Regions from separate parts of the Homo sapiens genome. Here region 1 is linked to region 2. A link is an interaction called in ENCODE POLR2A ChIA-PET data of the cell type or tissue named here. Cell type or tissue: MCF 10A. All regions are shown on one strand. Each heading gives the region's core, and the rest is flanking DNA. Links, peaks and the distances in the headings are about the cores only. Region 1 overlaps LOC124904559 (a long non-coding RNA gene). Region 2 overlaps B3GALNT2 (beta-1,3-N-acetylgalactosaminyltransferase 2).

Region 1 (15,771 bases), core at 3,144-11,143, 110 kb before region 2:
CTTGAACCCAGGAGGTGGAGGTTGCAGTGAGCCAAGATGGCGCCACTGCACTCCAGCCTGGGCAACGGAGCGAGACTCTGTCTCAAAAAAAAAAAAAAAAAAAAGATATCCTACAAGTTCTCACATTCATGCCTGTATTCATAATATGTCTGACATGTTTCCCTAGCCACTCATTAAATTTGCTGTATCTCTAACTTAAAGTTGTAATTTCTTGCTGAAGACCTCTCCAAATCAAAATGTCTATAATAAATAACAATGTAACTAAAAGAAACAAACCAATCCCCTTCACCCAGATAGAAAACGAGTAAGAGAATGGCCTTAGCTAAGTATTTCGTAGAGACCTTACAAAGCAAAACTTAAATATGGCCTTTGGTTAACTAATGGCCTTTCAAAGGCTATGACTGACTTAATACAAGGTCTTTTTGTTATGCCTTACAGACCAATTGCACTCTGCTGGTGAGACGCTGACTTCATAGTAAGGCAGCTGGAAAACATCTCTTTAACATGGATTCATGGCAGGATTTTTCCAATTCAAATAATGTACCATGTCCTTTAAAAGAAAAACAATACTCTTGGACCTCTACTGTTGACCTAGTTTTTTTTGTTTTACTAAATATATACTTAATATATAAAAGGTATACTTAATGCATAAAAAGGCATGAACTCTGTAGGTGCTATTAATACCCTTGTTTATTGGCTATTCTCCCATCCTAATTCTTCCTAATCACAGTTTAATTTCCTTTTGGTGAATTACCTCTCCCCAGTTGGGCACAGCCAAAGTAACCCATACAGAAGCCAAGGGGTATCAGGACATTGTTATATCTTTCCTCTCAGTGACCTGTACAGTCAAAGGTTGGATACATGACCTAATCTTGGCCAGTTGGACTGTCTCCAAGGAGATTCTTGAGTGGAGAAAACGCTTCACTTATCTGGCAGCATATGTTGGCCAAATGGTACCTGTTGCTGTGGTTCTTTGTCTCAGTTCTTTGTCTTGAACCTGAACCCGGTTCTCCTGCCCTCCTATTGTACTCTGAACTATCTAAAATCCTACTAATAAGTTAGTCAGGCTGGGCGCAGAGGCTCAAGCCTATAATCCCAGCACTTTGGGAGGCTGAGGCAGGCAGATCACCTGAGGTCGGGAGTTCAAGACCAGTCTGACCAACATGGAGAAACCCTGTCTCTACTAAAAATACAAAATTAGCCAGATATGGTGGCGCATGCCTATAATCCCAGCTACTCGGGAGGCTAGGGCAGGAGAATCACTTGAACCTGGGAGGGGGAGGTTGCAGTGAGCTGAGATCATGCCACTGCACTCCAGCCTGGGCGACAAGAGCAAAACTCTGTCTCAAATAAATAAATAAATAAATAAATAATAAGTTAGCCAGATCTCCCAGCTACATGAAGACAAAAAGAAAGCAAAAGATTCTATAAGAGATTATATAGTAAGTTACTATTTGTGAAAAAAAAAAATAAGGCCAGAAGCGGTGGCTCACGCCTGTAATCCCAGCACTTTGGGAGGCCAAGGTGGGCAAATCACCAGGTCAGGAGTTTGAGACCAGCCTGGCCAACGTGGTGAAACCCCATCTCTACTAAAAATACAAAAAAATAGCCGGGCATGGTGGCGCGCGCCTGTAGTCCCAGCTACTTGGGAGGCTGAGGCAGCAGAATTGCTTGAACCCGGGAGGCAGAGGTTGCAGTGAGCCAAGATTGCACCACTGCACTCCAGCCTGAGAAACAGACCAAGACACTGTCTCAAAAAAAACAAAACAAACAAACAAAAAAAACAAAAGAAAGAAAGAAAGAAGGAAGGAAGGAAGGAAGGAAAAAGCCGGGCATGGTGGCTTACGCCTGTAATCCCAGCAATTTGGGAGGCCAAGGCGGGCAGATCACGAGGTCAGGAGTTCGAGACCAGCCTGACCAATATGGTGAAACCATGTCTCTACTAAAAATACAAAAATTAGCCAGGCGTGATGGCTAACACCTGTAATCCCAGCTACTCAGGAGGCTGAGGGAGGAGAATTGCTTGAACCCAGGAGGCAGAGGTTGCAGTGAGCTGAGAATGTGCCACTGCACTCCAGCCTGGGAGACAGAGTAAGATTCCGTCTCAAAAAAAAAAGAAAAATATTTGCACAAAATATCTAGGGGTAGGACCTGGGAGACAGAGGACTAGGAGGTGGGAGGAGCAAGAGAGACTTCTCACTGTATACCTATTTATTACTTTTCATTTTTTGGAAGCATGTGAACATGTCATCTATTCAAATATTGAAATTTAAAAAATAAAGGCACCAGTAAATGAGAAAACCAACAATAAATGCTAAGCAGATAATTTCAAGAGTGGCTACTTACATTGGGTATCCGGGGAAGACCTCTGAGGGAGTAGCATTTAAGCTGAGCTCTGAATGATAAGAAATTAGCTATACCACAATCCTAGTAAAGAACATTTGAAACCAAAGGAATAGCCAACAAAGGTCATAAGGTGGGAAAGAATGGTGCCAATATGTACAAAGCAACATAGGTATTAGATTGTGTAGGAATTTGTAAATCATAGAAAGGACTTTAGGTTGGGTTTTTTTTTTTTTTTTTTTTTTTTTTTTTTTTTTTTGAGATGAAGTCTCGCTCTTGTCCCCCAGGCTGGAGTGCAGTGGCGCGATCTCGGCTCACTGCGACCTCTGCCTCCCGGGTTCAAGCGATTCTCCTGCCTCAGCCTCCCGAGTAGCTGGGATTACAGGCACCTGCCACCACACCCGGCTACTTTTTATATTTTTAGTAGAGACGGGTTTTCACTATATTGGCTAGGCTGGTCTCAAACTCCTGACCCCAGGTGATCCACCTCCCTCGGCCTCCCGAAGCGCTGGGATTACAGGCATGAGCCACTGCGCCCAGCCAGACTTTAGGTTTTAAAACTAACTGCAACTTGAAGCCGATGGATGGTTTTAAGAAAATGAGTAAGGCCAGGTGCCGTGGCTCACGCCTGTAATCCCAGCACTTTGGGAGGCCAAGGTGGGTGGACCACCTGAGGTCATGAGTTTGACACCTGAGGTCATGAGTTCGAGACCAGCATGACCAACATAGTGAAACCTCATCCCTACTAAAAATACAAAATTAGCTGGCCGTGGTAGCACATGCCTGTAATCCCAGAAACTTGGGAGGCTGAGGCAGGAGAATCACTTGAACCCAGGAGGCAGAGGTTGCAGTGAGGGAAGATTGTGCCATTGCACTCCAGCCTGGGCAATAAGAGTGAAACTCCATCTCAAAAAAGAAAAAAAAAAAGAAGAAGGGGAGTAAAGGCCAGGCGCAGTGGCTCACACCTGTAATTCCAGCACTTTGGGAGGCTGAGGCAGGCGGATCATGAGGTCAGGAGTTCGAGACCAGCCTGGCTAACATGGTGAAACCCTGTCTCTACTAAAAATACAAAAAATTATCCAGGTGTGGTGGTGTGCGCCTGTAATCCCAGCTACTCGGGAGGCTGAGGCAGGAGAATTGCTTGAACCCAGGAGGCGGAAGTTGCAGTGAGCTAAGATTGCGCCATTGTACTCCAGCCTGGGTGACAGAGCAAGACTCTGTCAAAAAAAAAAAAAAAAAAAGAAAGAAAGAAAGAAAAGAAGAGAGAAAAGAAAAGAAAAAAGAAGGGGAGTAACTAGATCTGAATTACCTTTATAAAAGATCATCCTGGCATCTGAGTGGATGATGGACTACAGAGAGTCAGAAGAGGAGGTAAGGAAACCAATTAGGAGGGTGTTTGAGTGTCCAGTGAGAGATGGTGGTAGCAGAGAACATGGTATGAAGTAGTTGAATTGGGGATTATTTAGAAAGTGGAGTTTATATGAATTACTGGTGGATAGGATGTAGAGTTAATGGAAAGAGGAGTCAAGGATGGTCTTTAGATTTTTTATAAGAAACTGAGTAGATGGTGATAAATCATAAATCAGACTTAGGAAGACAGGGAAAGGGTAGGTATTAGGGGGAAATTAGAGCTGCCTATCAAGCATCCAGGAGGAAATGTCACTGCATGCACAGGCTAGATTCAGGGGAGATTCAAGCAAGGCTGAAGTTAGATTTGTGGATCATTGGTGATCACTTAAGCCCAGGATTGGATAGGTTACCTAGAGATATTGTGTAAGAAAGAAAAGAAGGGGCCTCAGCACTGATCCTGGCATGCCACGTATAGGAGTATTTTTTTCTTTTCTTTTTTGAGATGGAGTTTCGCTCTTGTTGCCCAGGCTGGATTGCAATGGCACGATCTCAGCTCACCACAACCACCGCCTCCCGGGTTCAAGCAATTCTCCTGCCTCAGACTCCTGAGTAGCTGGGATTACAGGCATGTGCCACCATGCCCGGCTAATTTTTTGTATTTTTAGTAGAGACAGGGTTTCTCCATGTTATCAGGCTGGTCTCGAACTCCTGACCTCAGGTGATCCACCGGCCTCAGCCTCCGAAAGTGCTGGGAATACAGGCGTGAGACCCTGCGCCCAGGTTTTCTTTTTTTTTTTGAAACAGCTTTGCCAAGGCAAGATGGCTCCCATGCTGGTAATTCCAGCACTTTGGGATGCCAAAGAGGGAAGGATAGCTTGAGCCCAGGAGTTCAAGACCAGACCGGGCAACATAGTGAGACCTTGTCTCTAAATAAATAAATAAAAGCCAGGCATAATGATGCACACCTGTGGTCCCAGCTACTTGAAGGCCAAAGCGGGAAGATTGCTTGAGGTCAGGAGATGGAGACCACCCTGGGCAATATAGTGAGACCTTGTCTCTACAAAAAAAATTTAAAAATTAGCCAAGCGTGATGGCAAGTGCCTATAGTCCCAGCTACTCGGGAGGCTGAGGTGGAAAGATTGCTTGAGCCCAGGAGGTTGACGTTGCAGTGAGCCAAAATTACAACACTGCATTCCAGCCTGGGCAACAGGGCAAGACACTGGCTCCAGAAAAAAAAAAAAAAAAAAAAAAGGTTGGATCTGCTGGCTCACACTTGTAATCCCAGCATTTTGGGAGGCCGAGGCGGGTAGATCACCTGAGGTCAGGAGTTTGAGACCAAAAAATAATAATAATGATAAATAAATAAATAAATAAAAGAAAAAAACAGACAAACAAAGAGTTCAAGACTAGCCTGGCCAACATGGTGACATGGTAAAACCCTGTCTCTACTAAAAATACAAAAGTTAGCCAGGGGCTGGGCACAGTAGCTCATGCCTGTAATTCTAGCACTTTGAGAGGCTGAGGTGGGTGAACCACTTGAGGTCAGGAGTTTGAGACCAGCCTGGCCAACATGGTGAAACCCCACCTCTACTAAAAATACAAAAATTAGTCAGGTGTGGTGGTGCATGCCTGTAGTCCCAGCTATTTGGGAGGCTGAGGCAGGGGAATTACTTGAACCCAGGAGGTGGAGGTTACAGTGAGCCAAGATCGAGCCACTGCACCCCAGCCTGGGCTACGGAGCGAGACTCCATCTCAAAAAAAAAAAAAAAAAGTTAGCCAAGCGTGGTGGCACACACCTGTAATCCCAGCTATTCAGGAGGCTGAGGCACAAGAATGGCTTGAACCCAGGAGGTGAAGGTTGCAGTGAGCCAAGATCGTACCACTGCACTCCTGCCCGGGCAACAGAGCGAGACTGTCTCAAAAATAAATAATTAAATAAATAAACCTGCCAATAGCTTCTATGACCCAAAGATGAGATGCCCCTGGCCACCTCTAAAATCTCCTACAAGCTGATGTAACTATGAGAATTAAAGAGGACCCAAAACTGACTGAGATCAAATTTTCTGCTAGTCTTGCAAGATGGAGGTAGAGGAAGAATATACATTCTCTTCAGGATGCTGGACTGAGCGTGTGTTATTTTTTTCTCCCTTTTCAGAGAACACTAAAAGGAAAGTAAAAGAATAAAAAGGTTAATACAGCAAAATATAATTGAGAATGGGAAGGGCTAATTATGATCCATGTTAGTGAGTAAGAAATTTCAGGAAATTTCTTGGCCAGGCATGGTGGCTTATGCTTGTAAAACCAGCACTTTGAGAGGCTTAGGCAGGCAGATCACTTGAGGTCAGGAGTTTGAAACCAGCCTGGCCAACATGGCAAAACCTCTACTAAAAATGCAAGAAGTAGCCAGGCGTGGCGGTGCACACCTGTAATCCCAGCTACTAGGGAGGCTGAGGCGGGAGAATCGCTGGAACCTGGGAAGCCGAGGTTGCAGTGAGCCAAAATTGTGCCACTGCACTCTTGCCTGTGCGACAGAGCAAGACTCTGTCTCACAAAAAGAAAAAAAGAAGAAGAAGAAGAGAGACTAAAATGCAGAGACTGCAAGACTGCCCTTCAAAATGGAAGAGAGAGGCAGAATTGAGTTCTCTGCTTCAGAGTCACAGGCTGCAATCCAGGTGTCAGCCAGGTCTGGGTTCTCCTCAGAGGCTCTAGCAGGGAAGGATCCAATTTCAGGCTCCCTCGGCTTGGTAGAATTCATTTGCTTTCAGCTGTAGGATTCACAGTAGATTGCTTCCTCGAAGCCAGGAAGAAAGACAGAGACCCACACAGAGAGACAGGCAGGCTCTAGTGTCAGGCAGCTAACAAGACAGTCTTATAAAAATGTAATCATAGGAATGACATCCCATTATTTTTATCATTGTCTATTGGTTAAAAGCAAGTCACAGACCCTGCCCACACTCAAGGAAAGGGGATTAGGGAATTATACGGGGCTGAATACCCGGAGGCAGGGGTCACAGGGCCACCTTAAAGTCTGTCTCAAGTGGGTATTGTTTTGTTTTGTTTCATTTTGGCATTGGTAAGGAAGAGGGTATCAAAAGGTAGGGGCAGCTGCCTGTACATTGGATGAAAATATGCTGAAATTGATGGGGGCGAGTCCAGTCTAACCCCACCCCAACTCTGACTTCAGTCATGCCAAAGAAAGAGATATGGAGATTGGAGCTATTTCCTCACCATTTTATAACTTAACTGCCTGCAGAGTACTCTGTAGATCTAATGTACAGTACAAAAAGATGAAACAATAGAATGCGGAAGGCTGGGTGAGATGGCTCACGCCTGCAATCCCAGCCCTTTGGGAGGACCAGGCTAGCGATCACTTTGAGCTCAGGAGTTCGAGACCAGACTGGGCAACATGGTGAAATCCCGTCTCTACCAAAAAAAAAAAAATTAGGCATGGTGGAACATGCCCGTAGTCCCAGCTACTAGGGAGGCTGAAGCTGGAGAATGGCTTGAACCTGGGAGGCAGAGGTTGCAGTGAACTAAGATCATGCCACTTCACTACAGCCTGGGCAATGGAGTGAGACCCTGTCTCAAAAAAAAAAAAAAAAGGCCGGGTGTGGTGGCTCACGCCTGTAATCCCACCACTTTGGGAGGCTGAGGCAGGTAGATCACCTGTCAGGAGTTCAAAACCAGCCTGGCCAACACGGCGAAATCCCATCTCTACTAAAAATACAAAAATTAGCTGGGTGTGCTGGTGCGTGCCTGTAATCCCAGCTACACGGGAAGCTGAGGAGTAGAATTGCTTGAACCCGGGAGGTGGAGGTTGCAGTGAGCCGAGATCATGCCACTTCACTCCAGCCTGGGTGACAAAGTGAGACTCCATCTGAAAAAAAAAAAAAAATCAGAAGAGGTTTCGGTTGTATTGGATTGGACTCTTGTATTTATGATCAAGGAAGTTACAGCAAATGGGTAAGAGTTCAGAAAATTTTGGGGGGAGCTGAGATAAGGTGGAGGAAGCCACAGCTTCCAGACGTTAGATGCAAAAATGAAGGGTGATAGGGTTTGGATATTTTTTCCCCCAAAATCTCATGTTGAAATGTAATCTCCAGTGTTGAAGGTAGAGCCTAGTGTGGGAGGTGATTCTATCATAGGGGTGATTCTATCATATTAAACTCATTAATAGTTTGACACCATCCTCTTGGTGATAAGTTAGTTCTCCCTCAGTTAGTTCATGGGAGATCCAGTTATTTAAAAGTATGTGGCACCTCCCCACTAGCTTTCTCTTGCTCTGGCTTTTGCCATGTGACACACCTGCTCCCCCTTCGCCTTCCACCACGATTGTAAGCTTGCTGAGGCCCTCACCAGAAGGATATGCCAGCACCACACTTCTTGTACTGTCCAGAACCGTGAACAAATTAAATCTCTTTTCTTTAGAAATTACCCAGCCTCAAGTATTTATTTGTTTATTTGTGTTTTTTATTTTTTTGAGATGAAGTCTTGCTCAATCACCTAGGCTGGAGTGCAGTGGCATGATCTCGGCTCACTGCAACCTCCGCCTCCCTGGTTCAAGCCATTCTCCTGCCTCAGCCTCTCAAGTAGCTGGGACTACAGATGTGCGCCACCATGCCCGGCTAATTTTTGTGTTTTTAGTAGAGACGGGGTTTCGCCATGTTAGCCAGGCTGGTGTCGAACTCCTGACGTCAGGTGATCAGCCTGCCTCGGCCTCTCAAAGTGCTGGGATGACAGGCGTGAGCCACCATGCCTGGCCAAGTATTTCTTTATAGCAACACAAGAACAGCCTAACACGGAGGGGATGGGTCCTGGACCATTATTTAGAGTCATCCCATTCACCCCTTTCAGTTTCACAACCCATCCAAAGTAACCTCTCAGTGTTTTGCATTTTTTTTTTTTTTTTTTTGAGACAGAGTCTCGCTGTGACGCCCAGGCTGGAGTACAATGGTGCAGTCTTGGCTCACTGCAACCTCCACCTCCTGGGTTCAAGGGATTCTCCTGCCCCAGCCTCCCGAGTAGCTGGGACTACAGGTGAGAGCCACCATGCCCAGCTGATTTTTGTATTTTTAGTAGAGATGGGGTTTCACCATATTGGCCAGGCTGGTCTCGAACTCCTGACCTCAAGTGATCGGCCTGCCTGGGCCTCCCAAAGTGCTGGAATTACAGGTGTGAGCCACCACGCCTGGCTATTTGTTTTTTTTTTATACTTAGCATAATTATTTTGAGATTCATACATGTTGTTGCATAGATCCTCCATTCACTCCCTTTTATTGTGGAGGAGAATTCCATTTATGAATATATCACAATTTATTCATTCATCTTTTGATAGCCATTTGAATTGTTTCCTGTTTGGGGTTTATCAAAAGTAAAATTACTGGCCGGGTACGGTGGCTCATGCCTGTAATCCTAACACTTTGGGAGGCCGAAGCGGGAGGATCGCTTGAGCCCAGAAGTTCAAGACCAGCCTTGACCCCTCCTGGGGTCCCTCACCCTCACTCACAGCTCTACTCTGGTGAGGTGGCTGGTGGGGGAGTTGTATCTGGACCCCCAGTGGGTCCCAAGGGGTTAGGGGCTGCCTCATCCACTGGGGCCCCTGGTAGGAATAAGCAGCACCCCGCATGCACTACCCCCATTTCAGTATCAAGCTCGGGTTGGTGGTGCTCCCCCTACAAAGATGTCTAACACTCCAATGGGTGATGGGAACCTATCCTCTGCTTCACCACCAACCACCTTCCCCCATGTGGCACCAAACCTGCCTCCCCCATCTGCCCAAGCCCCCTCAACAATGCATCAGCAGCTGGGCATGGTGGCTCATGACTGTAGTCCCAGCAGTTTGGGAGGACAACACAGGAGGATCACTTGAGGTCAGCAGTTCGAGACCAGCCTGGCCAACATGGTGAAACCCCGTCTCTACTAAAAATATAAAAATAGTCGGGCGTGGTGGTGCGCATTCGTAGCCCCAGCTACTCGGGAGGCTGAGGCAGGAGAATCGCTTGAACTCAGGAGGCAGAGGCTGCAGTGAGCCAAGATAGTGCCACCGCACTCCAGCCTGAGATACAAATCTAGAATCTGTCTCACAGAAAGCAAAACAAACAAAAAACCCCAGCACATTAGCTTCTCCTCCAGGCCCGGGGCCCCTGCCCTGTGGCACAGGGAGAGAGCATCTGTCCTCTCCCTGTGCCACGGGGCAGGGAATGGGAGGGTTTCCTCCTGGCCCAGAGAACGACTTGACTCTAGCTCCCACAGCCCACCCTCTGCCCCGGCTCCCTGCTTCCTCTTCTTCCGCCCCACTGAGGTTTCTTTACTCATGCTCTAGTAGCAGCTCTGCGGCAGCCTCCTCTTCCAGTTCTTCCTCCTCCTCCTCTGCCTCCCAGTACCCTGCTTCCCAGGCATTGCCCAGGTATCCCCACTCCTTCCCTCTTGCAACAAGCCTCTCTGTCCCCAATCAGGCCCCCAAGTATACTCAATCTTCTCTTCCAGCCCAGGCTGTGTAGAGCCAGGGTCCCCCACAACCTCCTGTGGCGGCCTCTTAGGCTTCCTCCTTCTCCTGGAGGCCAATCCACTGCCCACATCACCCCCAACACATCACCATCACCACCAGCAGCAACACTGTGGAAGCTCCAGGCCCCCTCCACCTGGAGCATTTCCCCACCACCTGGAGAGCTGTAGCCACATAGCCCCATACCATGCACACTCTTTTTTTTTTTTTTTTTTTTGAGACGGAGTTTCACTTTTGTCACCCAGGTTGGAGTGCAGTAGTGGCACTATCTTGGCTCACTGCAACCTCTGCCTCCTAGGTTCAAGTGATTCTTCTGCCTCAGCCTCCCAAGTTCCTGGGATTACAGGCGCTCACCACCATAAGTGGCTAATTTTTGTATTTTTAGTAAAGACAGGGTTTCACCATGTTGGCCAGGCTGGTCATGAACTCCTGACCTCAGGTGATCCACCTGCCTCGGCCTACCAAAGTGCTGGGATTACAGGCGTGAGCCACAGCGCCCGGCCAATGCACACTCTTATGCCATGTGTTCCTCCCTGGGGTCTCTTTGGCTCTATCCATCAGGGCCAGCATACCTGGCCCCATCTCACAGCCAGATGTCCTACAGCCAAGCAGGCCCCAATTGCCCCCTACCTCCCACGGTCTCTTCTTCTCTTTTTTTCCTCCTCTCAAGGGTCCTACCCACTTTCACACACCTCCCAGGGCCCCTACCTCTTCCTGCTGGTGCCTACGGTCACCACCTCCTTGGCTGCCCTTTCCACTGCCATTGCTATTGTGGCTTCCTCACCAGCAGACTACAAAACAGCCTACTCGCCTGGGCCCACGCCATAGGGAGAGAAAGCTGCATCCCCAGGGACTAGAAGACAGGCCACACAGATACAAGCCAGGGTGCCTCTCTCCATCTGAAGGGGACCCCATCGGGTCAAACCAGTCTTGCCCACTGTGGGACCTGTCACTTGTGAGCCCTCAGGTGTCATCTCTGCCACCACCACCTGTGGCCCCTGCCTCAGGGTTACCCCTAAGCACCAGACAGATCAAACAGGAGCTTGCTGAGGAGTATGAGACCACTAAGAGTCCAGTGCCCCCAGCCTACAGCCTCCAACTCCTCCTAAGGTGGTGGTAGTCCTTTCCAGCCATGCCAGTCAGTCAGCCAGGTGAGTGGGTACGGGAGGGTGAGCCTGGAAGGGGGTTATGAAGGGGCGACAGAGAGTGGCACAAGAGGGGCTTTCTGTTTATGTGGTGGTTTTTGTTGTTGTTGTTGTTTTTTTGAGATGGTTTCGCTCTTGTTGCCCAGGCTGGAGTGCAATGGCGCGATCTTGGCCCACTGCAATCTCCGCCTCCTGGGTTCAAGCGATTCTGCTGCCTCAGCCTCCCAAGTAGCTAGGATTACAGGCATGTGCCACCACACCTGGCTAACTTTGTATTTTTAGTAGAGACAGGGTTTCTCCATGTTGATCAGGCTGGTCTTGAACTCCTGACCTCAGGTGATCCACCCACCTCAGCCTCCAAAGTGCTGGGATTACAGGCGTGAGCCACCATGCCCAGCCTATGTGGTGTTTTTTATCTTATTTTTTATTGAGACAAGGTCTTGCTCTGTCACCCAGGCTGGAAGGCTGGAGAGCAGTAGTGTGATCATGGCTCACTGCAACCGTGAACTCCTGGGCTCAAGCGATCCTCCCACCTCAGCCTACATGCCTGGAGCTGGGATGACAGGCACAGGTAGGAGCAACTGGCTAATTTTTTTATTTATATTTTTTGTATATTTTTTTTGTAGAGAATATATATATTTATATATATTTATATATATTTTTGTAGAGAATATATATAAATATATATTTTTATAATATAAAATATAAAAATATAAAAAATATATATTTTTTTTCTAGAGAAGGGGTCTCTATGTTGCCCAGGCTGGTCTCCAACTCCTGGGCTCAAGTGAACCTCCCGAAGTGTGGAGATTACAGGCATGAGCCACCGTGCCTGGCCTTTTGGTGAAATTTTGAGTCAAAAAAATTTTTTTTGAGACAAGGTCTGGCTCTGTTGCCCCAGCTGGATTGCAGTGGTGCGATCTCGGCTCACTGCAGCCTCTGCCTCCTGGGTTCAAGCAATCCTCCCACCTCAGCCTCCTGAGTAGCTGGGATTACAGGTCCATGCCACCACACCCAGCTAATTTTTGTATTTTTAGTAGAGATGGGTTTCACTACGTTGGCCAGGCTGGTCTCAACCTCCTGGCTCAAGTGATCCACCCGCCTTGGCCTCACAAAGTGCTGGGATTACATCATGAGCCACTATTCCTGGCCTTCACTCAAATCTTTTTGTCCATTTTTCTATTGGGGTTTTCTTTTTCTTATTGTTCAGTTTTGAGGGTTCTTAAATATATTCTGGATTGAATGGGCTCATGGATATTTATGAAATCATGCCCCCCAAGAGTTAAAGATACCAGTGACTGTTACCAAGCAAAAGGAGCTCACTGCCCGGTGGTACAGAAGTCAAATGCTATGGCACTAGGTTTTTGAGAAGAAAAAAAAAAAAGCTTTATTGTGAGTCAGCCAACAAAGAGACAGGAGGCCAGCTCAAATTGGCCTCCCTGTGCAATTCTTAAGTCAGTGCTTTTTAAACTTTTTATTGTATTTTATTTTTTAGAGACAGAGTCTTGCTTTTTTGCTCAGGCTGGAGTGCAGTGGCTTGATCTCAGCTCAGGTCACTGCAACACCTGCCTCCCAGGTTCAAGCAATTCTCCTGCCTCAGCCTCCCCAGTAGCTGGGACTAAATGTGCATGCCACGATGCCCGGCTCTTTTTTGTATTTTTTTTTAGTACAGATGGAGTTTCACCATGCTGGCCAGGCTGGTCTTGAACTCCTGACCTCAAGTGATCCACCCACCCCTGCCTCCCAAAGTGCTGGGAGTAAAGGCATGAGCCACAACGCATAGCCTGCAAATGGGTTTTGTTTTATTTATTTATTTATTTATTTATTTATTTATTTATTTATTTATGAGACGGAGTCTCGCTCTGTTGCCTAGGCTGCAGTGCAGTGGTGTAATCTCAGCTCACTGCAACCTCCGCCTCCCAGGTACCAGCAATTCTCCTGCCTCAGCCTCCCAAGTAGCTCGGATTACAAGGGCATGCCACCACACTCGGCTAAGTTTTGTATTTTTAGTAAAGACGGGATTTAACCATGTTGGTCAGGCTGGTCTCAAACTCCTGACCTCATGATCTGCCCACCTCGGCCTTCCAAAGTGCTGGGATTACAGGCGTGAGCCACTGTACCCAGCCTCTACAAGTGGGTTTTTAAAGGAAAAAAGAAGAGGTAGTTCCTAAGTTGTTTACCAATAATAATTTACATTAAAATAAAATAAGTTATTGATTGGCTACACATTGTTTTATTTTATTTTATTTTTTGAGATAGAGTCTCACTCTGTAGCCCAGGCTGGAGTGTAGTGGTGATATCTGGTCTCACTGCAACCTCCACCTCCTAGGTTCAAGCAATTCTCCCGGCTCACCCTCCCAAGTAGTTGGGACTACAGGCACGCACCACCATGCCTGGCTAATTTTTGTATTTTTAGTAGAGACGAGGTTTCACCATATTGGCCAAGCTGGTCTTGAACTCCTGACCTGGTGATCCGCCCGCCTCGGCCTCCCAAAGTGTTGGGATTACAGGCATCAGCCACCGCGCCTGGCCTATTTTTTCTTTTCTCACCAACTAATGGAAAAGTGAGGGCTTTATTTATGTATTCATTTTCAGATGGAGTCTTGCTCCGTCCCCCAGGCTGGAGTGAAGCAGCACGATCTCGGCTTACTGTAGCCTCTGCCTCCTAGGTTCAAGCAATTTCTGCCTTAGCCTCTTGAGTAGCTGGTTTTACAGGCATGTGCCACCACACCCCACCCAGCTAATTTTTTTTTTTTGAGACGTAGTCTAGTTGTGTCACCAGGCTGGAGTGCATGGCGCGATCTCGGCTCACTGCAACCTCCGCCTCCCAGGTTCAAATGATTCTCCTGCCTTAGCCTCCCAAGTAGCTGTGATTACAGGCACACAGCACCATGCCCAGCTAATTTTTGTATTTTTAGTAGAGACAGGGCTTCACCCTGTTGGCCAGGATGGTCTCAATTTCTTGACCTTGTGATCCACCCGCCTCAGCTTCCCAAAGTACTCGGATTACAGGCATGAGCCACCACGCCTGGCCTTTTTTTCTTTTTTGAAACAGGGTCTCACTCTATTGCCCAGGTTGGAGTGCAGTGTTGAGATCTCAGCTCACTGCAACCTCTGTCTCCCCTGCTCAAGAGATTCTCCCAACTCAACGTCCTGAGTAGCTGGGACTACAGGCACCTACCACCACGCCTGGCTAATTTTTGTGTTTTTTTAGAGACAGGGTTTCGCCACATTGCCCAGGCTAGTTTTGAACTCTTGAGCTCAAGTGATCTGCTTGCCTCGGCCTCCCAAAATGCTGGGATTATAGGTGTGAGCCACCGTGCCCTGCTGAGGAGAGTCTTAGTTTGGGATCCATGGATTCCTTTGAGGCCTATTCATGGGCTTCAAAGGATTAATCAGTCCTTGAAATCATACGCAAAATTTGTGTGTAGGTAGATAGCTTTTATCAGATTTCCAATGTGGTTTTTAATCCCCTCTTCCAAAGAAAAAACAATCACTGTAATATCTAGTTTCTAGTTTCAAGGAGTGAACTATCAAAGTATAAAACAGTAGAGACATCCAGCAGGATACTGACTGTTTGTGTCCATTTAATATGACAATTAGAAGGTCACTTCTTGGAAGAGTCATTTGGCTTTGCTCCCTCAATTTCCTTTCCACTTCACCTCACTTCAGTCTGGTTTTGGAATGCTAACACTCACTCTACCCAAACTGCTCTTGTTGTGGAGTCTGTGGTATCCACCAATGGGTTCTTTCTGCCTGCTGCACAAACAAAATTAATTGACAGAAACCATGGCATTGCAGTAAAGAAAGTTTAATTGACGCGAGGCTGGCCATGCCACGTGGGAGACAGAGTTGTTACTCAAATCCATCTCACCAAAGGCTCAGAGGTTAGGGGGTTTTTCAGATAGTTTGACAGGTACGGGGCCAGGGAATGGGGAGTGCTGACTGGTTGGGTCAGAGGTGAAATCATAAGAAGTAGAAGCTGTCCTCTTGCACTGAGTTGGTTCGTGGATCCCCAGGTTGATGAGTCAGGGTGGGGCCATCCACTTGTCAGAAATGCAAAAACCTGAAAAGACATCTCAAAAGGCCAATCTTAGGTTCTACAACAGTGATGTTATCTGCAGGAATGATTGGGGAAGATGCGAATTTGTGACCTGTGGAATAATGGGTGGTAATCATTTAACTACAATTACAACTTAGAAGAATTCAGGACCCTCTCATTCTCCTAACTTGGTGGCCTTTCATTTAGTTTTAAAAGGGCAGTTTTGGGGAAGGGTTATTATCATTTAAACTATAAACTAAATTTCTCCCAAAGTTAGTTTGTCCTGTGCCCAGGAATGAGCAAAGACAGCCAGTCTGTGAGGCTAGAATCAAGATAGGAGTAAACCATGTCAGATTTCTCTTACTGTCAAAATTTTGCAAAGGCGG
Region 2 (15,771 bases), core at 2,874-10,873:
TAACAGGAAAATGGCTTGTAACAACAGGAGTGCAGAAATTAAATACAAGCCTTTTAGACTAGTAACACATTTTGTTTCACTGCATGTATCTGAAAAATATGAGCATAAATTAATATGTCAGGAAAATGAAAGGATGTCTGCTTTTGCCACTTCTATTCAACATACATGTTCTAGCCAGGACAATCAGATAAGAAAAAAGGCATCCAGATTGAAAAGGAAGAAGCAAAACTCTCTCTTCTTACAGATGAAATGACCTTGCATGTAGAAAATCATAAGGTCTAACTTTAAAATGATTAAGTAATAAATACATGGATCTGTTCAGCAATGTTGCAGCACACAGATCAATCACAAAAACAATCTGTATGTCTATATACTCGCAATGAACAATCTTAAAATTAAATTAGAAAAACAATTCCACTTACAACAGCATCAAAAAGATAACATAAGTATTTAATAATTTAACAAAAGAAGTGCAAGACTTTTATACTGAAAAATCAAACATCATTGAAGGAAATTTAATAAGACATGGATGTTCAAAGACTTAATACTGTTAACACGGCAATACTCCCCAGGTTGATCCACAGATAGAATGCAATCCCTGATGGGAATGTGAACTAGTACAACCACTATGGAAAACAGTGTGGAGATTCCTTGAAGAACTAAAGGTAGATCTACCATTTGATCCAGCGATCCCATTAGGAAAGTAAGTCATTATATGAAAAAGATACTTGCACATGCATGTTTATAGCAGCATAATTTGCAACTGCAAAAATATGGAACCAGCCCAAATGCCCATCAATCAATGAGTAAAGAAAATGTGGTATATATATATATACCATGGAGTACTACTCAGCCATAAAAAGAAACAAAATAATGGCATTCACAGCACCTGCGTGCAGTTGGAGGCCATTATTCTAAGTAAAGTAACTCAGGAATGGAAATCCAAACATCGTATGTTCTCACTCATAAGTGGGAGCTAAGCTATGAGGATGCAAAGGCATAAGAATGATACAATGGACTTTGGGGACTTGGTGGGGACAGGGTGGGAGGGGGTAGGAATAAGACTACACACTGGTTACAGTGTACACTGCTTGGGTGATGGGTGCACCAAAATCTCAGAAATCACCGCTAAAGAACTTATTCATGTAATCAAACACCACCTGCTCCCCCAAAACCGATTGAAATTATATATTTATTCATATATATGCATATATATATATGCAATCCCTTAAAACATTCCAGCTAGGTTTTCTTTTTTTTTTTTGCACAAATTAACAAGCTGATCATAAAATTCATATGGAAGTGCAAGAGACCCAGAATAGCCAATCAAGCTTGAAAAAGAACAAGGTTGGAGGATTCACATTTCCTAATTTCTTTTTTTTTTTTTTTTTTTTTTGAGACGGAGTCTTGCTGTCACCCAGGATGAAATGCAGTGGCAATCTCAGCTCAATGCAACCTCTGCCTCCCAGGTTCAAGCGATTCTTCTGCCTCAGCCTCTGGAGTAGCTGGGATTACAGGCGCCCGACACCATGCCTGGCTAATTTTTTTGTATTTTTAGTAGAGACAGGGTTTCACCATGTTGGTCAGGCTGGTCTCGAACTCCTGACCTCGTGATCCACCTGCCTCGGGCTCCCAAAGTGCTGGGATTACAGGAGTGAGCCACCGTGCCCAGCCTCCCAATTTCAAATCTTACTAAAAAGCTACATAATCAAGACAGTGTAGTACTGGTTAAAGACGCAGACACATAGATCAATGGAATAGAATTGAGAGTCCTCAAGTAAATCCTTACATCTACAGTCACTGATTTTCAACAAATGGGTGCTGGGACAACTGGATATCCACATGCAAAAGAATGAAGTTAAACCTCTATTTCATGCCATATATGAAAATGAACATGGATCCAAGACCTACGTATAAGTGCTAAAACTATAAAACTCTTGGAACTGTAAAACAAAGGCACAAATCTTTGTGACCTCACATTAGACAATAGTTCCTTACATATGACAGCAAAAACATGTGACAAAATTGGACTTCATCAAAATTTACAACTTTTGTGTGTTAAAGGGCACCATTTGCAAAGCATGTATCTGATAAGGGACTTGTATCCAGCATATATAAAGAACTCTTACAATTCAACAATAAAATAATTTTATAAATGGGCAAAGGATCTGAATAGATATTTCTCTAAAGATATACAAATGACTCTCTCTCCCCTCCTTTCCTCCCTTCTTCCCTCCACCCCTCCCTCCCTCACCACCTTCTCCCTCTCTCCACCCCTTCCTCCCTCACTTCCTCCCCCTCCTCCCTCCCTCACTTCCCACATCTAGTTCATATACCATAATAATTCACCCTGTTAACAGTGTGCAGCCTCAGCAATATGACAAAACCCTGTCTCTACAAAACATTTAATAATTAGCTGGGCATGGTGGCATGCACTTGTAGTCCCAGCTATTCGGGAGGCTGAAATGGGAAGTTCACTTGAGCCCGGGGAGGTCAAGGCTACAGTGAGCTGTGATCATGCCACTGCACTCCAGCCTGGGCAACAGAGTGAGGCCTCGTCTCAGAAAAAAAGAAAAACAACGAAACAAAAAAGGAAGATATACAAATGGCCAATAAGCACATGAAGAAAATGCTCAACATCATTAGTTATTATGGAAATACGAATAAAAATCACAATGAAATAACAATTTACACCCACTAGGATTGGTATATTTTAAAAGACAGACAATTTATTAAGTGTTGACAAGAATATGGAGAAACTAGAATCCTCATATACTGACTATGGAAATGTAAAGTGGGCTGCTGCTTTAGAAAACAACCTGGCAGTGCCTCAAGTGATTAAACACACAATTATATGACCCAGGTCTTCTACTCCTAGACATTTAAGAGAAATGGAAATATATGACCACACAAAAACTTGTACCTACATGTTTACTACAGAATTATTCATATTCAAAAAGTAGAAGCAATCTAAATGTCCATCCATTAATGAATGAATAAAATAGGGCATATCGATGCAATAGAATATTATATGATCATAAAAAAGAAGTACTGATACATACAAAATGGACAGACCTGGAACACATGTTACAGCAAAGAAACTGACACACAGAGTACGTACTGTGCATTTCCATTTATGTGAAATGTTCAAAACAGGCAAATCCATAGAGAAAGAAAGTGCATCAGTAGTTGTTAGGGGGTGGGGGGTTGGGGAGGTAAGAATGAGGAGTAACTGCTAATGGGTGTGGGGTTTCCTTTTGGGAGGTGGAGCCGGTTGTAGAACTCTAAGAATACACTAAAACCACTGAACCACTTTAAAAGGGTGAATTTTATCTGAATAAAGTTTTTTAAAAGACAAAAAAGAAAAAATCCTTTTCTCTCAAGTATAAAGATTAAGTATAAGACATTCAGTGTACTTTTCAAGTTTCAACTAGCAAACTTACCCTGAATAGTATATATAAAACCACCTGCAACTCCCTCCACACCTTCCAAGAATTCATGAGGCAATGCACCCTCCCCAGCCTGAAAGGAATAAGAATGTACTCAGTGATTCATTACTAAAAATACACTGATCATATTTTAAAATCGATTTGACAAAAATCATAATATGACTCCACTTGCAGCAGATAAATGCATGTAAGATGCTGGTGCACTGGAGGCTTATAATATCAGGATGACATACGGTATTCTACTATTTTTGTTATCTAATTACAATACTAAAGATAAGATATACCCAACATTCCATAAGGTGTTCAGAATTGCAACTTACATAGAATCATGTTTATGTACTTGCTACTCTAGTAGTACAAAAAGCAATTGATTTTACATCCCAACCCCACCACTTAAAAAAATATGTATTACGACCTTTGATTTTTTGGAAACTAAAAATTCTCATGAGTTCAAATACATCTTGGCATGCTTTAAAGTTAAGAGACCATGCAGAGAAAGGCTCAAAATTAACAGTCTGTTCCAAATATTCAAATTGAACTCTACTGTATATTGATTAAAAAAAAATTTTTTTTTAATTTTTAATTTTTCTTTTTTTTTTTTTTTCAAATAAGAGACAGTGTTTCACCATATTGGTCAGGCTGGTCTCGAACTCCTGACCTCAGGTGATCCGCCTGCCTCAGCCTCCCACAGTGCTGGGATTACAGGCGTGAGCCACCACACCCGGCCTAATTTCATTTTACAGACAGGGTTTCACTCTGATGCTCAGGCTGAGTGCAGTGGTGCAATGATATCTCATTCTAGCCTTGAACATACAATCTTCCCATCTCAGCCTTACAAGCAGCTAGCACTACAGGTGTGCACCACCATGCCCAGCTAATATTTATAAATTTTTTGTAGAGAAGAGGTCTCACTGTGCTGCCCAGGCTGGTCTTGAACTCCTGGGCTCAAGTGATCCTCCCGCCTCGGTCTCCCAAAGTGCTGGGATTACAGGTGTGGGCCACTGTGCCCAGCCTGTTGATGTTGTTGAAGGTGCTTAAGCCTATTGTGCCAGCAGCCAATGACAGTCCTTTCTACTTCTTAGAATGGAGAATCTTTTATTATTAAAGAGTTATCTCTCTTCAAAAGTTACCCAATGGCCTTACTCAGAGTGAACTGTTTTACTTCTGTATACAGTAAACCACTATGGTACATCTACCAGAGTATTGTCTGGCTGTTGTGGGCTAGATCAGACAGTTAAGAGTCCATACTCAGTGTATTTACAGTATTTTTTCTACACCTTCATTTAATCAAGAGAGCTACTGCTTGGCTATTCTTAAACAGATCTTTTCAGAGTTGTACTGTACAAAGCAATGTTTTAAGGCCAGTAGAACAAGTAATCTGAGGTCACTGTAGTAACTTGTCATTTAATTTAAAATATGTTTGTAGGCCAGGCGCAGTGGCTCACACCTGTAATCCCAGCACTTTGGGAGGCGGAGGCGGGCGGATCACGAGGACAAGACATCAAGACCATCCTAGCTAATACGGTGAAACCCTGTCTCTACTAAAAATACAGAAAAATTAGCTAGGCATGGTGGTGTGTGCCTATAATCCCAGCTACTCTGGAGGCTGAGGCAGGAGTATCACTTGAACCTGGGAGAAGGAGATTGCAGTGAGCCAAGACTGTGCCACTGTACTCCAGCCTGGGTGACAGAGTGAGACTCCATCTCAAAAAAATAAATAAAATAAAATAAAATAAAAGTTCGTAGCCAAATGTGAAAATTACTAAAGGGGCAGGCTATAGATTCCAACGTTGTAGTTCCATAAAAGACTGTATATGCTTTATTTGTTATTTACTTATTTACTTTTTTTTTTTTTTTTTTGAGACGAAGTCTTGCTCTTGTCCCCCAGGCTGGAGTGCGATGGCGTGATTTCGGCTCACTGCAACATCTGCCTCGGGGGTTCAAGCGATTCTCTTGCCTCAGCCTCTCAAGTAGCTGACAGTCGCCTGCCAGCACACCTGGCTAATTTTTGTATTTTTAGTAGAGACGGGGTTTCACCATGTTGGCCAGGCTGGTCTCGAACTCCTGACCTCAGGTGATCCGCCTGTCTCGGCCTCCTAAAGTGCTGGGATTACAGGTGTGAGCCACCGCGCCCGGCCTACTTATTTAGTTTTTTGAGATGGAGTTTCACTCTTGTCGCCCAGGCTGGAGTGCAATGGCGTGATCTTGGCTCACTGCAACCTCTGCCTCCCGGGTTCAAGTGATTCTCCTTTCTCAGCCTCTTGAGTAGCTGGGATTACGGGCATTAGCCATCACGCCTGGCTAATTTTTATATTTTTAGTAGAGACGGGGTTTCACCATGTTGGTCAGGCTGGTCTCGAACTCCTGACTTCAGGTGATCTGCCCAACTCAGCCTCCCAAAATGCTGGGATTACAGGCGTGAGCCACAGCACCCAGCCTATGCTTTATTTTTTATTGTATATTTCTATATTGTTTTGGCTTTAGAACTCAATAGTAATTTCTGTTTATTAACTTCTCTCTAAAAGGTCACAACTTGGCTTTTTGCCTTTAAAATTTTTCTGACATCACTTGCTGGCAAGGGAATAAAGCTTAGTGAAAACTCTCAGCTGTACGCATTTGTGATGAAAATCTTAATTTGTACCTGGGGTTTCTTAGCGTAGGCTTTAAAAAGTTACCTGGTTTTGTTTTTGTTTTTTTAGGTTAACTGTATGTTTAAGCTATCTTTAGCCCTCTATAATAATTTTTACTCCCAAAGGCAGATCATTTGAGTCTTTACATTTGAACCTAGTTCTCAACTCAGAAACCTACCTTTTTTTTTTTTTTTTTTTTTGCGACGGAGTCTCGCACTGTAGCCAGGCTGGAGTGCAGTGGCGCGATCTTGGCTCACTGCAACCTCCACCTCCTGGGTTCAAGCAATTCTCCTGCCTCAGCCTTCCGAGTAGCTGGGACTACAGGCACCCGCCACCACAGCCAGCTAATTTTTGTATTTTTAGTAGAGACGGGATTTCACCATGTTGGCCAGGCTGGTCTTGATCTCTTGACCTCGTGATCCTCCCACCTCAGCCTCCCGAAGTGCTGGGATTACAGGCGTGAGCCACCGCGCCCGGCCAATTTATTTCTTTTAGTGTAACCAATATTACAGAATTTTGGCATATGCTGGGTATTTTAAAGTTTCATAAATAGAAAAGGAGGCAAGATAATAAGGAAAGATATAATTCCATAAAACTTTCTATTTTCAGTAAAAAATTTTTCATAAGACTTAAAATGAACTTTAGTAAACAAGTGGTGTGTGTGTTTACTAAAGTAAACACCATCTTTATTGTCCTCCATTTACTTTATGAAATTTACCTGTCATAATAAATCCTAAATCCTAAACATGAATGAAATCCTAAACATGGCCTACAAATCTAAATGTATAACTACATATGAATCTATGGGTCTATTTGTTTAATGTCTTTCTTCCTCACTGGACTGTAAGTTCCACGGTGGGCCACTAGTATGTCTATTTTACCCTGCCATTGTTTCTGCCTTACCACAGGTATGCAGGAAATGTTTTTTGAATGAGTAATAACGTAGCATATATTCATTTCAACTCAGAAATTAATCCATGTAAATGAGGTTAATATTCATTCACTAAGCTTGTGAATTTAAATGCCAAGTACATTCCTAATCATTGGACAGGAGATCGAGGAGAATAAAAGATTGTCTATGATTCCACCGTACAGACCGTTTGTTTACTAAAGTTCATTTTAAGTCTTCATATACCTGCTTTATTGACCTATATTTACTTTGAGAAATTCACCTGTCAAACTGTTTTAAATTTAAAGCAAAGCCGAATGAGAAATATGAGAGTCAGAAATCCCAGAGTTGCTTCAGCAAAATAAATGAAAGTACTCAATCTTATTTTCTATTTTTTTTTGTTTTGTTTTGAGATGGAGTCTCGCTCTGTTGCCCAGGTTGGAGTGCAGTGGCATGATCCTGGCTCACTGCAACCTCCACCTCTGGGGTTCAAGCAATCCTCCCACCTCAGCCTCCCAAGTAGCTAGGATTACAGGCATGCACCACCAGGCCCAGCTAATTTTTTTTTTTTTTGGATTTTTAGTAGAGACGGGGTTTCACCATGTTGGCCAGGCTGGTCTTGACCTCCTGACCTCCAGTGGTCCACCCACCTTAGCCTCCCAAAGTGCTCGGATTACAGGCATAAGCCAGCACACCCCGCCTTATTTTCCAATATTTTTATCTATAGTAGTTTTTTTTGTTTGTTTGTTTGTTTTGAGACAGAGTCTCACTCTGCCACCCAGGCTGGAGTGCAGTGGTGTGATCTCAGCTCACTGGAACTTCTGCCTCCTAGGTTCAAGCAATTCTCATGCCTCAGCCACCTGAGTAGCTGGGATTCCAGGCATGCGCCACCATGCCTGGCTAAGTTTTTGTATTTTTAGTACAGATGGGGTCTTGCTATGTTGCCCAGGCTGGTGTTAAACTCCTGGCCTCAAGTGATCCACCTGCCTCAGCCTCCTAAAGTTCTGGGATTATTGGCATGAGCCACCGCACCTGGCTAATTATAGTATTTTAACTGAGGTTTTATTTTCAAGGTGAGATAGTAAATACTCTGAATACTACTGAGCAAGTATTCTTAAAGAATGCTAACTTAAAAATTACTGAGAAATAGGCCAGGTGCAGTGGCTCATGCCTGTAATACAGCACTTTGGGAAGCGTAGGTGGGCGGATCACTTGAGCCCAGAAGTTTGCAACCAGCCTAGGCAACATGGTGAAACCCCATCTCTACAAAAAACACAAAAAGTTAGCTGGGTGTAGTGGTGCGCACCTGTAGCCCCAGCTACATGGGAGGATTGTTTAAGCCAGGAGGTGGAGGCTGCAGTGAGCTGTGATCGTGCTAGTGCACCCCAGCCTGTGCAACAAAGTGAGACCCTCTCAAAAAAAAAAAAAAAAAGAGAAATAAAATATTGCATTTTAAAAATGCATCAATCTTAAAGCAAAACTGTAAACTCACTAATGCTGGAGTTACAGGATCATATTTGAGTTTTTGCCTTTACTATGAAGACAACAACATTTGCTACTATATATGTTGTAAAACACACAAGAATCATTGCTCCATGCTGCCTGGGCTCTAAGGTAAATTTTAGAACAATTTTATATATTAAAAAGAAGCTAAAATATGCAATTAAACCTTAAAAAAAAACGACTTACTGTAATGACTCTGAGAACTCCCCCTCCATCATTCACTGTCACTTTGTGGAGATTTCTTGACACAAGGCCGTGGAGGTCTTGGCTCTCCCACACGATTGTACCTTCAAAGCTCTTTTGTAGAAAGATGAATAGTGAGTCAATTTCCTTATTGCTGTCATTTAGGTTTTAAGTATGCTTTCAGGCAAGATTTTTAGAGAAAATTTTTCCCAAAACGTATCATTTAAAATTTTCACCCCATAACTCTGACATACCACTGTTAGCGTTTGGTGTGTATCCTTGACCGTTTTTTCCATGCACATATAAAAAACCAATTACAAAGAGTATATACACAATTTTGCATACTGCTGTTTGCCATTTCCCATTGTATCAAAAGCATTTCCTTATGTTGTTGCAGCTGTCACAGCCATTCTTCCTCATGTGTGTATAACATCCCAATGAGCAGATACACCCTGATTTACTCATTTTCCCCTACTATTAGACATTTGGTTGCTACTAAATGTCTACTAAAATATCTACTAAGTATCTACTAAAATAATGTAGGCATGTTTTGGTGTACATGTTTATTTACTCCTAACAATTTGTTTTGTACTTACATTCCCAGAGTGAAATTACTGGGACAAGAAAGAGATATTTTTATGGATTTTGGTATACACCGCCAACTGCTTTTTGAAAGCAACTTTTACTAATTTATAGGGTTATCAGCAATGTATGAGAATGACAACTGCACTGTATTCTCCCTGGTATGGGATACTAGTAAACAAAAGTTTAACCTAATATACTAGATTTTTACAAAATGATTCCTTATTTAGTTGGATTTATTTTTCAGTTTTTGACACAGAGCCTCGCTCTGCCACCCAGGCTGGAGTGCAATGGTGCGATCATGGCTCACTGCAACCTTCACTCTCCAGGTTTAAGCGATTCTCTTGCTTCAGCCTCCCGCGTAGCTGGGATTACAGGCGCTCACTATCACGCCCGGTTAATTTTTGGATATTTAGTAGAGACAGGGTTTCGCCATGTTGGCCAGGCTGGTCTGGAACTCCTGACCTCAAGTGATCTGCCCACCCTGGCCTCCCAAAGTGCTGGGATTACAGGCATGAGCCACGGCGCCCTGCCTGAATTTAAAAAAAAAAAAAAAAGATTGGCTTAGTTGGATTTCTGATTCCTAGTGATGTTTATGAATTGCATGTTCTCTTCTGAGGACTGCCTTATCATGCTGCTTTGCCATCTGCCCTCTGAGTTTTCTATTTTTCTTGTTCATCTATGCAAGCTTTTAATAAAGTAATTATCTTAATCCTGTGCACATTTTATATGCTAAAATAGTTTTTCATTTGCTACTTAATGCTATTTTTGAAATTCAGAAGTCCATAAATTTCACCTTGGCAAATCTGACAAACTTTTCCTTTGTGATTATTACTATTAAATTCTGAGCTGAGAGAGCTATGCCCCCCTGTCCCAAGGTCTGATATATATTGAAATCTTAATGTCTTCTAATTTCTCCATGATCCCATTTTTAATTCTGTGCACAGCTGGCTCCTTAGTCCTGCTCAGGTCTCAGCTCCACTACCTTCTCCTCCGAGAGGCTTTCTCCAGATGTCCTCCAGAAGGCTCCAACTCCCAACTTCTATCACATCAACCTGTTTTATCTTATTAATACCATTTATCACTCTGATATTTCTTATTTTATTTTATTATTAAACTAACTGCCTCTACTAGAAGACAAACACCTTGAGAACAGGAAGGAGCTTGCCTGATCAACCACTGCATCCCCAGCATCGAGCCTGGCCTGACATGACTGACAACTCAAAATGTTTGCTGAATAAATAATGTTGAACTAAAAATCAACCAGAATTGACTATAGTATAGAGGATTAAATGAAAGATATACCTCTAATACTCTAAAAACTTTCATGTTAAAATGAAGGGATAAAGTACTTTACAATAATGTCTCATTTTAGCCAGCAGTATAGGGAAACCATACAAAATTCAATTTGATAAGCTAGGTCAGTGGTTTATAAACATTTTTTTCCCTCTGCACAGAGTGATATAAACTTTTTCTTTTTTTTTATTTTTATTTTTTTGAGACGGAGTCTCACTCTGTAGCCCAGGCTGGAGTGCAGTGGCGTGATCTCTGCTCACTGCAAACCCCACCTCCCAGGTCCTGGTTCAAGTGATTCTCCTGCCTCAGCCTCCCAAGTAGCTGGGATTACAGGAATGTGCCACCATGCCTAGCTAATTTTTGTATTTTCAGTAGAGATGGGGTTTCACCATGTTGGCCAGGCTGGTCTTGAACTCCTGACCTAGTGATCTGCCTGCCTCAGCCTCCCAAAGTGCTAGGATTACGGGCGTGAGCCACCGCCCAACCTTTCCCTTCCTTTCTTTCCTTTTTTAAAATAAATAATATTTTTTTCCTCCTCCAAAACAGATAAAAATATTCCAAGAGTCCGGATTCCTCAGGCAGTTTATCGCTCTGTATTCAGCTAATGTATTTTCTTCTAAAACTTTAATAGTGATAGAGTTTGGAAGGATTGATAGCATATATACTTAGGATAAGGAACTGATAGGACTTGGTGAGTACCTGGACATGAGAGTGACGATAACTCTCATGATTCTGGTTTAGGTGACTTGAGGAAAAGGAGATGGTTACCCAAGATTAAAAATACAGGCGATGAGAACAGATGGGATGGAGACAATGTTACCATTAGAATGCCCATGGGACATTCAAGTGGAGAAGTTCAGGAGGCAACTCAAAGCATGTCTGGAGTTCACAAGAGATGCTGGGGCTGTAATTATAGATTTAACAGCCTTCAGCATACAGGCAGTAATGAATGAAATTGCCTGGGAAGAATGAGTAAAATAAAACAGAAGGCTAGGTAGCAAATCCTAATGATTAATATTTAAGAGGAAAGCAAAAAGGAAATAATGAATCATACCAAAAGTAAAAACTATAGTGACCAGATAAAAATCCTCACCTTGAAACTACAAATCTAGAAAAGATGATGATAAAACGAGTAATTCTCTGTACTGTCCATTCAATTGACATGACATGTGACATGCTATTTCACAGTGGGTCCTTCCTGGCACCCAACTCCATTTTGTCTGTGACTAGGCTATGATACAACAAACAAATTCAATGAATAATTGAATGTGTTACCAGAAAAATTCCCTAGTCCTCCCAAATCATCTTGACTTACTCATGGAACTTAAATAACCCATCAGCTGTTTTGTTACTAAGCAAGGAAGAAGCTTTATCTTCCACCTATCTCCTAAACCTGTTTCTGCTCCACAACACAGTTTAATTTCTATTCCTCACCTCTGCTCTCATACACCTACTTTTTATTCTGATGTAAGGCAATTATGAAGCCAGGTATCTCTTAAGATCCAAAACAACTTGTTTATGGCAATTCCCTTACTAAGATCATAAAAACCAAAATAAAAGTTGGGAAAAAATAGCATGATACAGGTTGGAAAAATGAGATATCATATCTATCTCTCCCATAACATAAGCAAGCTGTCTGTAACTCCTTTCACGCATCAACTCTTTTCCATAAAGCTTCTAATTTCTCATCCAAACAACAGAGTAGCTTAAATATATACAGTACTTCTGTGCCTATAAACATTAACAACTTCTTGTGGATTGGAGAAATGACTATATATAAAGAATTTCAACCTTCACAAAAAATAAGGATATAGGCTGGGCACGGTGGCTCACACCTGTAATCCCAGCACTTTGGGAGGCCGAGGTGGGTGGATCACCTGAGGTCAGGAGTTCAAAACCAGCCTGGCCAACATGGTGAAACCCTGTCTGTATTAAAAATAAAAAAAATTAGCCAGGTGTGGTGGCAGGCACTCGTAATCCCAGCTATTCAGGAGGCTGAGGCAGGAGAATCATTTGAACCTGGGAGGTGGAGGTTGCAGTGAGCCAAGATTGAGCCATTGCACTCCAGCCTGGGCAACAGGAGTGAAATTCTGTCTAAGGATGTAAGCGTCCATAATGCTAACAATAACGTCGCTAGTGACTTAGGTGAACAAAAATAGTCTGCTTTTTACTGAAATTAGTTACAGGTTCCAACTGTACCATTAAGGACAACATAAAATTAGAGACATATATATATATATATATATATATATATATATATATATTTTTTTTTTTTTTTTTTTTTTTGAGACGGAGTCTCGCTCTGTCTCTGTCACTCAGGCTGGAGTGCAGTGGTATGATCTTGGCTCACTACAACCTCTGCCTCCCAGGTTCAAGTGATTCTCCTGCCTCAGCCTTCTGGTAGCTGGGACTACAGGCATGCGCCACCACACCTGGCTAATTTTTTGTATTTTTAGTAGAGATGGGGTTTCACCATGTTAGCCAGGATGGTCTGGATTTCCTGACCTCATGATCCACCCGCCTCGGCCTCCCAAAGTGCTGGGATTACAGATGTGAGCCACCACGCCCAGCCAAAACATAAATATTTTAAGAGAAACACACAGTAGTCTTCACTTGTGAAGAATCACTTGTGACGCCCACTGAGATTTATGCTTCAGTGAGCTACACAATGAAAACCTTACAGGCGACCTGCTTACTGGACAAGCTATACTGGGGACATGTGACTCCAGGCAATCACCAAGTGTGGAGGGAATACGATGATGAACTTCCTCTCGCAAATGGAATACACTACCTACTTCTCTTCTGTTACTCTTTGCTGATGATATGCCAGCAAACAATCACTATCATTCTTCCGAGCAAACAAACCCAATCAGCCTTGATGCAGTAAAAAAAAGGATTTAAAATTAAACATATTTTCAACACAAATAGAATTTTGTACAACAGGAGAGAATTTTTTTAATTGCTAAAAGTTTATTTTTTCTTTCTATTATATAAAGCTAATATATGTTTATTATGGAACATTTAGAAGATAGATATACAAAAAGAAGAAAATTAAAATCATCCATAATCTTAGCTCCCCACCAGGTATAGCCACTATTAAATAATTGCTTGCTTTTTGTGTGTGTGGTTATTTTTGTTGTTTGAATAGGGACTGGGTTTCATCAAGTTGCCCAGGCTGGTCGTCTCAAACTCATGGGCTCAATGATCTGCCCGCCTCGGCCTCCCAAAGTGCTGGGAGGATAAGCCTGAGACACCACACGTGGCCTGCTTGTTTTTTAAAAGAAAAAATATTATACAAAATTAATAAAGGTAATAAAATCAAGTCTATTTAGCCTAAAGCCTGAAGGGAGATAAAAAGCACAAGGCTATAGTCATTAAAACTCTTAATAACTAGACCTGGTGGCCAGGCGCAGTGGCTCATGCCTGTAATCCCAGCACTTTGGGAGGCCAAGGCAGGCGGGCGGATCATGAGATCAGGAGATCAAGACCATCCTGGCTAACACGGTGAAACCCCGTCTGTACTAAAAATACAAAAAATTAGCCAGGCGTGATGGCACACGCCTATAGTACCAGCTACTCAGGAGGCTGAGGCAGGAGAATTGCTTGAACCCAAGAGGCAGAGGTTGCAGTGAGCGGAGATCATGCCACTGCACTCCCGCCTGGGTGACAGAGCGAGACTCCGTTTCTAAACAAACAAACAAACAAACAAACTAGACCTGGTGTGGTGGCTCAAGCCTGTAATCCTAGACCTTTGGGAGGTGAGAGGATTGCTTGAGGCCAGAAGTTCAAGACCAGCCTGCCAACATAGCGACACACCCATCTGTACAAGAAATAAAAAATTTAGGCCAGGCGTGGTGGCTCATGTCTGTAATCTCAGCACTTTGGGAGGCCAAGGTAGGTGGATCACCTGGGGTCAGGAGTTCGAGACCAGCCTGGCCAACATGGTAAAATCTTGTCTCTACTAAAAAATACAAAAATTAGCCGGTGTGGTGGCATGTGCCTGTAATCCCAGCTACTTGAGAGGCTGGGGCAGGAGAATCACTTGAACGTGGGAGGCAGAGGTTGCAGTGAGCCAGAATCATGCCAGTGCACTCCAGCCTGGGTGACAGAGCAAAATGCTGTCTCAAAAAAAAAAAAAAGATATAAAAAATTTAGTTGGGTCTGGTGGCAGGTGCCTGTAGTCCCAGCTACTCATGAGGTTGAGGTAGGAGAATCATTTGAGCCCATATGGTTGAGGCTGCGGTGAGCTATGATCATGCCACTGGACTCCTGCCTGGGCAGCAGAGCCAGAGCCTGTCTCAAAAAAAAAAAAAATAAGTAAATAAAAATTAGGGGAAAAAAAAGTCTTAATAACTACAAAGGTAACTCACTATTTTGGCTGAGTACTTCCCATCATTAGTACCCACTGCCAGATATACCATCCTGAACACAAGCAAGGAAGGTTAACCCCTCTCCCCCAACCCAATTTTTATTTTGAAAAGCTTCAAACCTATAGAAAAGTTCAAATCACCATTCAAATCACCTAGACTCACCAACTGTTCACATTTTGCCACATTTGCCTTTTTGCTCTCTCTCCACACACACTTTTCTGTTGTTGGATCACTTAAAAATACAGATATCATGAATTTTTAACTTTAAGTATTTCAGCATGTATTTCCTAAGAACAAGGACATTCTAAGCGAAAATAATATTTTTTATGAACTAATCAAAATTTGCAATTCTTTCTATAAGGCTGACCAAGATAATGGAACAGACTCCATAAAACTGCGATTAGCTTGAAGCATTAAAGTTCATTTTCTTCCTCTTTGCTGCACCCCATGTGACTTTCTTTTGGAATACAGTTTCTCAACCTCAGCACCAATGACATTTTGGGCCAGATAATTATTTGCTGGGGCGGGGGTGGGGTGGTGTCCTGTGGCTGCAGGATGTTTAGCAGAATCCCTGTCCCTTTACCCACTAGATGCCAGTATCACCCTACATCCAGTTTTAACAACTGAAAGTGTCTCTATACACTGCTCTGTGCGCGGAGGGCAAATTGCCCCTGGTGAAGAAACACTGCTCTTAAAGAATAGGACCCCCTCAATCCAGATGAGGAGTATAATGATAATGACAACATCTATTGATCTACTGAATGCGTGGCATATGGCAGCATGTTCTAAGCAGTCTACGTGTGTTAAATCATTTAGCCCCCAGAATAACCATCTGAAATGGGTGGTGTAGCACCTTCATCTTAGAGGAG

What was found. Peaks named below come from ENCODE experiments on the same cell type or tissue, not always from the same donor. Only the 100,000 strongest peaks of a DNase experiment are listed, where the experiment ranks them.
Region 1: POLR2A ChIA-PET joins it to region 2 with 6 read pairs; 6 of 35 experiments call an interaction of 5 or more read pairs at or near these places.

What each region holds. Positions count from the first base shown.
Region 1 is chr1:235,351,215-235,366,985 of GRCh38, forward strand. LOC124904559 (a long non-coding RNA gene) reads right to left here. Exons shown (of 2, transcript XR_007066957.1): 2 at 15,139-15,409. It also overlaps the pseudogene LOC100418822. Among named protein-coding and RNA genes, the nearest start is that of TBCE, 8.3 kb to the right of the region's middle. In MCF 10A, for the core only: no CTCF peak of the experiment used is centred there; no DNase peak of the experiment used is centred there.
Region 2 is chr1:235,462,193-235,477,963 of GRCh38, forward strand. It overlaps B3GALNT2 (beta-1,3-N-acetylgalactosaminyltransferase 2), which reads right to left. Exons shown (of 12, transcript NM_152490.5): 6 at 8,658-8,768; 7 at 3,444-3,522. Among named protein-coding and RNA genes, the nearest start is that of B3GALNT2, 34 kb to the right of the region's middle. RefSeq lists an enhancer at 14,261-14,760. In MCF 10A, for the core only: no CTCF peak of the experiment used is centred there; a DNase peak (open chromatin) is centred at 6,949.